Linked DNA regions of Homo sapiens: region 2 is linked to region 1. The links are chromatin contacts, found by Hi-C or POLR2A ChIA-PET in ENCODE. All regions are on one chromosome and are shown on one strand. The core of a region is the stretch at or near the end of the contact, and the rest is flanking DNA. Distances in the headings are between cores, read along the strand shown.

Region 1 (5,088 bases), core at 1,082-3,581:
ATCGGGTCAGGCCCTTCAATCCAATAGTTCAGTCCGAAGGCTCCTCACCGCCCTCTGTTCCTCTCCCTCAGCCCTTTGGATGGCTCCGTCCAGCCATTCACCCTGGGAACGACCGTTAGCACCCTCGTGGAGGCTACGAGGTAAACAGATTGTCTCCCGGTGCCACAGCCGCCTCAGGGTCACTAAGATGTTGCAGGTGCGGACACCTCACAACCACCTGCGGGGCTGCAATACCAGGAGGCGGAGGGGATGTGCTTGGGTTGGGAAGGGGCGGGTGGCTGCGAACAAGATCCTGAAAGAGGTCTCTTTTACCGGCAAATTGACTGGAATTTTGTTATCCCGGAATCCGGCGCCCGGAAGTGCCTGCACAGGTTTAGGATGTTGGGGTAGTCTCGCTGAGGCCAGGGGAGAGCCTTCTTCGGTACTTTTCTTGAGGTTTAGTCCCCAGCAGCCCCTTATGGGCTGGACCGACAGTCCTCCGGTTCCCAGCCCTCTGCGGTGGGACCGATTCCAGAGCTGCAGGTGTTCTCTGTTTACGCTCAGAGTGTACCGCCTCGGTCCCTTGCGATGTGAGTTGCGCGTGCGGTAGCTGGAAACACAGTTCTTCCAGGGTTGCAGAGAAAAGTGCAACAGCGTCTCTTTCCCCTACCTTACCCTCTTTAATTCACCCATGGGGTGTGGGGGAGACTGTGAGGGATCGGCGTGCGTGGTCTCCCGACCCAGCTCAACTCTATTTTGGCAGCGGCCAGCTGGGGCTGCGCGCAGCAGGAGCCCAAGACCGCCCGCGCGGGCGCGAGCCCCCGAGCGCGCGTCCCCCGTGCGCGCGCAGTCCGCGTCTCCGGCCCGAGCGCGCTCTAGCTGCGGCCCCGGACGCGGAACCGGAGCTGCGCGGAGCTGCCGGGAAGGACTCCTTGCCTGCGCACCGCGGCGGTTCTGCCCGACGAAAAAGATGCGAAATGGTTGTGTGCTGCTCTCTCATCTTTCTTGTGCCTGTATTTTCTGTGTTATCTGCAGAACAATTGATTGTGTGTTACACCCTGCTTACCTTCCCCATGTTTTCTTTTTCGTAAGTATAGAACATTTTTGGTAAACATTTCCTCAAGTGATATACTTTAGGGTGTAGTTGGCCCATAAAAAAAGCAATCTGTGACTCCACTGCATTCTGTGGAGTCAGCTGACTAGGAAGGAAAAAAGAGGAAAAACTCAAGCCTTGATTTTCTTTCTTGTTATAATGGAGCTGAGACTCAGAGAGCTCATGACAGGCCCCTGCAAATTCGGAGGGAAATTCCAGTCTGAAAGCCTAGGCAAATGCTGCCAGAAAAGGCACAGGTCCTTCAAAAACTGGGGAAAGGCAGAAGGGCCTGACTTCCAACAGACAAATAATTACAGATCACTGGGAATCACTTCCCTTCAGTCCTTTACTTTTAGAATTAATTGAATGTAGTCTTGCTATAAAATTCATAAGTTTGTAACTCTATTTTTTAAATGAATAGTAGCTTTATTTACTTATTTCTGTTTGTAAAAACAAAATATACTAATTGTTGCGAGAAACAGTAGCTCTTCAAATCCTTTACTAATGATGGTCTAGTTTTTTTGGTTTTTTTTTTTTTTTTTTGGAGGTGGGGGCATGACTTTCATTCCCCAGGAAAATAAAATGAAAATTTTTTACGGTATAAGCAGAGAATAAGACACCATACTTTTGTGTGGGTTGAAAAGTAACAAATACTTGACAGCTATCTGTTAAAGTTTGATCAATGATCACTCAATATGATTAACTTGTTTCAAATTGTTCAAATTTTAGCTTATTATTTCTGATTAAAAATTATCAGAAAATATTAAAGTTGAAATTGATAAAGTATAAATTATATTTTCTGGCTGATTAGGGTATTAGAATGACACCAGTAAACACTAGATATAATGAATAATATTCATATGTTGAAATATCCATTTGCTTTTTTTGAACTGCAAGAAAGATAAATGTGTGATATATATACATAGGCTTATTGTGTGCTTTTAATAAACATAATAGGAAAAGCCATGACTTAAAATGCAAAATCCATCAACAAGATTAAATTATATGTATGTAGTAGCAGAATAAATAGATGATCAATAGAGAAACTCCTACTTACCAATAGGTGTAAGTCCGTGCTTTAAAGACTCTTGTAAATCCCCAGTATCTGAATTAGAAGACATTCTTAGTGAAATTATAGGCAGTTCTTTGGCTTAAAGCAGAAATCATTGAGCAAAAGAAAAGTGCAGCTTGTCAAATTTCGTGGCCTTGGGAAGGACACATCAGACTACAGTAACCCTTAGTGAAAGTTAAGAAAAAGCAAAGGAAAAAAAAAAATCCAGAATTCATAAAGTTACAAGCAAGTCTTTCCCTGGACTCTGTACTTTTTCCAACATTAGTGACCTGCTGTAAACCATGTATCCAGTTTCATGATGGTTTCTAATCAGAAGAATGGAAACTTTTGATAGGCTTTGACTCATCACATGACTCTATGCAGGTTGATAAGAGGACCCTGTTATAAAGTGACAGCAAAAGAGATAAGAATTCTTGCCAGATAATGGCAAAGAAATGATTAACTCAGAAGTGGAGAGGTGCTATGCAGCACAGAGAGTGGAAAGTTGTAAAACTGAGGGGTCAGAAGATCAGACTTAGTGGATAAAAACTGCAAACCAGCTAACTAACTTAGGCTAACTAAACTTTGGCTTGTGACATACCCCTTGATGTCATCACCTCTTTGCATAGAGGAGGACAGACATAGCTCTTCTGACCTCTGTAAATACATTTTAGATGATAACATTGGCAGACATTAATTCTTTAAGTGATGACTACAAATGTGATCGACACTCTGAAATACTACAGGTAGCATTTCCAAGCTTATGGTTATTTATTTATTCATGTTGTGGTCAACCAACTTTTTTATCGGGCCTATTCATTAGATGAGGAGTTAACCTTAGCTTGTTTCTACATTGGTCATATGGCTAAAACACAATCTATCTCTTTATCCCCAAAAGGTAAAACTTATGCTTTGAGATTAATGCTGGCAAAATGGTGAATATGTAACACATTTTTCATAGTTATAAAGTTATTATTCTTAGGCTGGGCATGGTGGCTCACACCTGTAATCCCAGCACTTTGGGAAGCCAAGGCAGGCGGATCACCTGAGGTCAGGAGTTCGAGACCAGCCTGGCCAACATGGTGAAACCTCCATCTCTACTAAAAATGCAAAAATTAGCTGGGTGTGATGGTGCACTCCTGTAATCCCAGCTACTTGGGAGGCTGAGGCGGGAGAATTGCTTGAACCTGGGAGGCAGAGGTTGCAATGAGACGCTGTTGCACTTCTCTCTGCAACCCTGGAAGAACACAATCCAAGATCATGCCACCGCACTCCAGCCTGGGCAACAGAGTGAGACTCTGTCTTCAAAAACAACAATAACAACAAAATAACAATTTTTTTTTTTTGAGATGGGTTCTCGCTCTGTTGCCCAGGCTGGAGTGCAGTGGCACGATCTCGGCTCACTGCAGCTTCTGTCTCCCGGGTTCAAGCAATTCTCCCGCCTCAGCCTCCCCAGTAGCTGGGATTACAGGGGCACACCACCATGCCCGGCTAATTTTTGCATTTTTAGTCAAGACGGGGTTTCACCGTGTTGGCCAGGCTGGTCTCAAACTTGTGACCTCAAATGATCTACCCGGCCTCCCAAAGTGCTGGAATTATAGGCGTGAGCCACCGCACCTGGCCAAAATCCTCAATTTTAATATTGACACTCCTTTTAAATTAAGTAAATGCAGGTTGTGTGTATGGGTACAGATAATTTTTAACTCAATATATAAACATTTGTTGTAATAAAACTTCATATATCAGATGATAGATTTAGCAGTCTTTGTCTAAAGATTCACATTACAGAATTTATGGTCTATTAATTTATTTAGAGATGGGATCTCACTCTGTCACCCAGGCTGGAATGGAGTGGCACAGTCATAGCTCACTGCAACCTCAGACTCATGGACTTAAGCAATCCTCCTGCCTCAGCCTCCTGAGTAACTAGGACTACAGATGTGTACCACCACACCCAGCTAATTTTTTAAATGTTTTGTAGAGACAGTGTGTTGCTGTATTGCCCAGGTTGGTCTCCTGGGTTCAAGCAGTCCTCCTGCCTCAGCCTCCCCAAGTGCTCAGATTACAGGTGTGAGCTACCTGTAAACCCAGGCCAGTCCTTTTTTTTTTTTTTTTTTTAATGACAGAGTCTTGCTCCATTGCCCAGGCTGGACTGCAGTGGTACAATCTTGGCTCACTGCAACCTCCGCCTCCCAGGTTCAAGCAATCCTCCTGCCTCAGCCCCCCTAGTAGCTGGGATTACAGGTACGTGCCACCATGCCCGGCTAATTTTTGTATTTTTAGTAGAGATGGGGTTTTGCCATGTTGGCCAGGCTGGTCTCGAACTCCTGACCTCAGGTGATTCACCCGCCTCGGCCTCCCAAAGTGCTGGGATTACAGGCATGAGCCACCACACCAGGCCCTTTTTTTTTTCTCTTTTGTTTTTTAATCAGATTACTGTTAGTTATTTCCCCTCTTGCCTCACTTCATGTCAGTTGAAATGTTGGAATACAGCATCTGAAAGTGCTGTCCACTGCCTTTCAGCTGTGCTGCTGGCTCTGAACTTTGCCCAAGGTGAACTTGCCTTTATCGGGTTGGGGTGGCTTGGGGTCTGGGTGACCCCTGAAGTCAGAATCAGAAGTGGCCACATTCGTGACTTGTGGTCTTCTGAGTATAAGAAATGTCCCCATTTGGATATCCTCACAGCCTCATGAAAGTAAGATTTTATTGAGTAGACCTGCTCATGGAAGGTGGGTAGTTTCCAAGTAGCACTGGTACACACCAAGTGAAATAACTGGTAATCCTGGCTGTCAGCGGAGCCAGGTCAACATGCTGGTATACGTGCTGTTTTTCCTTTGAGCTTTAAGTTCTTATGTACACATAACCAATCCAACCTACTTTTCATTAACACCATGTTAGGTATTATTTTCTTAGATTGATATTTTTCTTTTAAAGAAAAAAAAATCATAGGGTGGATTTTAAAATA
Region 2 (5,088 bases), core at 1,034-3,533, 49 kb before region 1:
AAATTAATAGTTGAAATAGTCTTAATTATGAAAGAATTAATTTCTAGTTTGTATTTGTTACTTAAAGTATGATTTTCCTCAGTTGTTCTGTGCATTCAAGTATTCTCTGTTGGGTCTAGAAAATGAACAAGACTTTAACATAGTCCTCCCTAGGCCCATTGTCTTTTCTGTAGCATTAAATTTTGAATTTTTCATAAATTAAAATAACTACAAACAATCAGTCTTGATTCACTGGTTGAGACAGGCAAGTGCACCTTAGTTCATTCCTTTCCTGTTCTAAAGCAAGGTAGCTGGGATGTAGGTAACTTCCCTTGACATGCCATACATAACACACACGAGTATCTCTTTCCAAGTGCTATTGAAGTCTTTAGTGGACCAACTCATGTGTTTTTGCCTTCTCCAAGTGTGCTGGTATCAATGCCAAATTTCTAACGTAGATATGTTAGAAAATAAAAACAATCAACTTTGTTTAATAATCAGAAAGTTCTGATGCCCACGTTTGGAGCAATTTGAAATGCTTGCTTGAATCTTCACAGAAACGTGAGGATACTAACTTTCTTTAACTAGCTTCTTTACCTGGGACTATCACTAGGCTTCAATGAGTCCATGAAGCCCTGGGATTGCATGCAAAATTTCTGTTTTATGCATTTTTCTGGGAAAATTAGTACAAGCTATCATCAGATACTCAAATAATGTTAACAGTGACTGCTAGAGAACAGAAGTCAAAGCCCTAAACTAGAATCAAAAACTGCGAGAGCCCTAAAGGTCATCCAGACTGACGTACCATCTTGCAAATGAGAAAAAGAAGTCCGAGGAAGACGGAACCACACAACTACTAAGTTGATGCAAAATTAATTGCCAGTTTGTTTGTTTTTGTTTCTGTTTGAGACCAAGTCTTGCTCTGTCACCCAGGCTGGAGTGCAGTAGCACTATCTTGGCTCACTGCAACCTCCGCCTCCCAGGTTCAAGCGATTCTCCTGCCTCAGCCTCCCGAGTAGCTGGGATTACAGGCACCCACCACCATGCCTGGCTAATTTTTGTATTTTTAGCAGAGACGAGGTTTCACTATGTTGGCCAGGCTGGTCTTGAACTCCTGACCTTAGGTGATCCACCTGCCTTGGCCTCCCAATGTGCTGGGATTACAGGCTTGAGCCACCCAGCCCAACCTAATTGTGGTTTTAATGGCAAAAACCGCAATTAATTTTGCACTAACCTAATACAATTTATTAAACATTAGCTAGTGAAAATGAGTTACTGAAACTCCGGAATTTGCTTCTTAATTAAGGACCTCTTCCTCTACATGTGATACCAATCTTTCCTTTGGCTGTTGTTTAAAAGTCAGATTTTGTTGTATGACCCTTAAAATAATTTTTCTGTGATGCCGAAACCTAATTATGAGAAATACATATGTTTTTAAAACAACATAAAACATTTTATAATTCTGGCCTTAGGCATCTGTTGGTATGAATAAATGTTTAAAAGACTTTCATTTGTAGATTAAAATTTATGTTTTATAAAAACGGCACTAAAGTAGTAGATATTATGCCTTAAACGCTTGTTAGGTTTTTTCTTGAAAAAGGATAGTTTGTATACATGTCACATGACATGGTCTACCTAACTTTTAAGTAGCTTTGTTGTATCAAATTCATTTTAAGTACATTTTAAACTTCTCTATAATTAATATTTAATTTATACAAATTAATCTATTATCTCTAACAGTGAGTGAGTTAGTGGAAGTTCCTTTGTAATATTTATGAAAATCTCAAACCAAGATCATGCAATGCCACCTATTACCAAAAAATATGTTTCTACTTAATGTTTATTTTGAATTCTCCAAACCTCCAAATTATTAACAAAAATGCTAAGCAAGTCATGCTGTTCATTTAAATGGCAACTCTGTACCTACTCAATAGTTAAAACACTAAATCTGAAAAGATGTCAGCTGCTTTTGAATTCTCAAATCAAGTAAGGTATTTACTATTCTCAGTAAGCTACCTAAATTAGTCACTCCTTTTAGAAGTACAGGACAAAAAATGAAAAAGATACTATAATAGTAAGTTAACCTAAAATTTTTAATCCACTAATGCTCTGCGATTTAAAACAAATAAGATACGGTTAGCCTGCAGACAAAAAAAAAAAAAAATTCCTGGGCATGAATCACTGCTTACATTCTTTTCCATCCACAAACAATTTCATTTGGGAAAGTTGCCACATAGTATCGACAGTGACAACAAATGGCATTGTCCCGTGAACATCTGTTTCCGACTCCCACACTGATACTGCAGGCTGGGTACTTAGGACTTAGTTGGTCTTCACAAGTTGCTGAGCCACAAAGGAACTGGAAATCACTGGTACGTTGAGGTTTTATTATTGGAACACAGGAAAACTTTATCATCATGCTGGGAAGTTCTGTATCTTTTGAAATATTGGAACCGGGGTTATGTTAGCACATTAAACCATGCGGAAGACTACTTCTGAAGAAAGGGGAGGAAAAAAACTGTTTCTTGTCTATTATGTCCTTGGGTTGAGGTTCCCACTCAATCTTCATATAACTTCCTCACCCACCCTCAACCGAAAATTGTTTTGTTTTTAAAAGATGTTATTGAGTTTAGCTTCTTGTTAAAATCAAGAGAACAGAATACCAAAGGAATTCTAAGCAAAACATGATAAATAAACACTATTGTTTCTTAACAAAAAAAAAAGAAAAGAAAACAGAAGAGCTTTTATACACACTTTTATTTTTTCTAAATTCACACTACCATGCTTCACATTTTCTGAAAGCCTGGCGATATAAGGCTCGTAAAGACTCTTGACTAGAACATCCTCACCTCAGCCCACAGTGTTAAAAGGAGGAGGGCAAAGAGCTGCTGGGAGAAAAGCCAGCATGAGTGGATAAGTGGAGAGGTGGCGACAAGACACAGATGTGCGACTTTGGCTTTTGCTGCTCAACTTGTGCTACAACGGTAACGGTTTATGCACGTCTTTCAAGAACCCTTCAAGTGCACGCAACAGATTACTACTCTGTTTTACACCTCTTCTCTGTGTGGCACTTAGTTTTAATGAAAGTCTAATTCTAAACTACTTGCATGCTGCAACTATTTGCATGCTCCAAATTAATTTGCATATTGCTGAAGCAAAGAGGCTTCCTTTTTTGGCGCTTAGTTTTAACAAAAGCAGTAATAGAAGTGAATGTTATTCACAATGGTAATTCTGAATCAACCTATATTAAAACTACTGGCATGCTTCAAATTAATTTGCATATTGCTGAAGCAAAAAAGCCTCCTTTTTTTGCAAAGCGGCTTTCCTTTTTCCACTTATATTAATGGAAATGTTCAGTGGGATATGCAGTCAATGTCTGACTTATGTATACTTGGTAAATGGTTCATTCTAAAAAATATATATTGGAACATATTACATAAAACACTGTTTACTTCATTTGGCATCACACAAAATAGGCACTCCAAAAAATATTTATTAAAGAGATCACCAAATGAAATTACCACAGAGCTGTCTGGCTGAAGATAGGACAATAATAAATTCCTACTGGAGAGAAATAATTCTAAGACTTATTTTTCCTAGAGGACAATCTTTCACCAGAATACACATATAGTTTATAAATAAGTAATACATGTTTTTAAAAAGAATTATTACTAAATTCCATATCTTCATAATTTCACGTGTAAACCCCTAAAAATGTAACTATTTAAAAAATAATCATTCAGTCTATCATGACTACTTATGGGAAAATATATCCATATTTGGAGAAGTTTTTTTTTTAATTCCAGTCCATAGTGATTTAAAAAAAAAAAATTAAAGTGTTTGAGATTTGTGTTTCTCTCGTGTTTTTTTTTTTTTTTTTTTTGAGATGGACTCTCGCCCTGTCGCCCAGACTGGAGTGCAGTGGTGTGATCTCGGCTCACTGCAGGCTCCACCTCCTGGGTTCCCGCCATTCTCCTGCCTCAGCTTCCCGAGTAGCTGGGACTACAGGCACCCGCCACCAAACCTGGCTAATTTTTTGTATTTTTAGTAGAGACGGAGTTTCACTGTGTTAGCAAGGATGGTCTCGATCTCCTGACCTTGTGATCTGCCCGCCTCGGCCTCCCAAAGTGCTGGGATTACAGACGTGACCCACCGCACCCGGCCCTTTTTCTTCTTTCTTTCTCTCTTTCTTGTTTTTTTTTCTTTTTTTTTTCTTTTCTTTTAGATTAAAGACAGGGTCTTGCTATGTTGGTCTTGAATCCTCCCACCTCAGCCTCCCAAAGTGCTAGGATTTCAGGTGTGAGCCACTGTGCCTGGCCTCTCCCACTTTTAACTACAGTCTTACAATCAGTTCTCAAATAACTGCACTCATAATTCATTATCAAAAAGAAAAAAACATTAATAAACAGGCAATCAAAAATTAGAACTAGATCTGTAATATTCATGCCCATGAATCATTTCATTACTAATAGACTATTTATATTGTTTTTTATGCTTTTTAGCATACTTTTATTATGTCATTGATTCCTCACGAGGACCAAGTATAGCCATTTTCATCCAAATCAGTCTTGAAGAAAAATTCAAGAGGAATTCTTTAAGATTGAGTTGATTCAAATGGCACCATCTCTGCAAAGTTTTCCCTGGTGCCCCCTCCACAGACAGAAAAGCTCTGCCCTGTGTTCTTATAACAGCTATCGTCTCTGTTATACACCCATTGCCCATTCTAATTACAGGTTCAAAAGTCTGTCTCCCAGCAGTGCGAGGCTAGTAAGCAAGGACTGGGTATCTTAACCGACTTCGTATCCCTGCTGCTTAGCAATGTGCCTGGCATATTGAGGCGCTCCATATATGTTTGCTATATTAATTAATCAAGAAACTGTGGCTCAGAGAAGATGTGTGTGCATATGTGTGTGTGTGTGGTGTGTGTGTGTGTGTTTCAGTGGGGCCTACGTATCTGTGATTCTGTATCTTCTACATCCGTGGATTCAACCATGGATCAAAAGTATTTGGGGAAAACAAATTGTGTCTGTACTAAACATGTACAGACTTTTTTGTCATTATTCCCTAAACAATACAGTGTAACAACTACTTATACTCTCTTAGGTATTA

Evidence for each region. A loop is a pair of places that touch in the nucleus more often than their neighbours do. ChIA-PET counts read pairs that join two places held with the same protein, here RNA polymerase II (POLR2A). Pooled maps may share reads with other maps.
Region 2: a loop to region 1 is called in a map of Calu3, with 2.3 times the contacts of the local background. The contact joins the enhancer-like site here to the promoter of NR5A2 in region 1. A Hi-C loop is called at or near these places in 4 of 168 maps with a recorded cell type or tissue (Calu3, Right ventricle myocardium inferior, endothelial cell of umbilical vein and 1 more), 1 of 37 single-sample maps with no recorded cell type and 2 of 50 pooled maps. POLR2A ChIA-PET finds 5 or more read pairs at or near these places in 6 of 52 experiments (A673, H1, MCF 10A and 3 more).

Annotation. Positions count from the first base shown.
Region 1 is chr1:200,024,953-200,030,040 of GRCh38, reverse strand. NR5A2 (nuclear receptor subfamily 5 group A member 2) reads right to left here and starts at 2,331. Exons shown (of 8, transcript NM_205860.3): 1 at 2,130-2,331. The coding sequence starts at 2,193. RefSeq lists enhancers at 1-166, 167-667.
Region 2 is chr1:200,073,511-200,078,598 of GRCh38, reverse strand. The region is part of intron 5 of NR5A2 (nuclear receptor subfamily 5 group A member 2); the gene reads right to left. Among named protein-coding and RNA genes, the nearest start is that of NR5A2, 48 kb to the right of the region's middle. Within about 2 kb of position 2,283, at least 8 of the 41 ENCODE cell types and tissues checked have a DNase peak (open chromatin) inside an H3K27ac peak, as active enhancers do; they include Panc1 and endothelial cell of umbilical vein, where a contact is called at or near this core.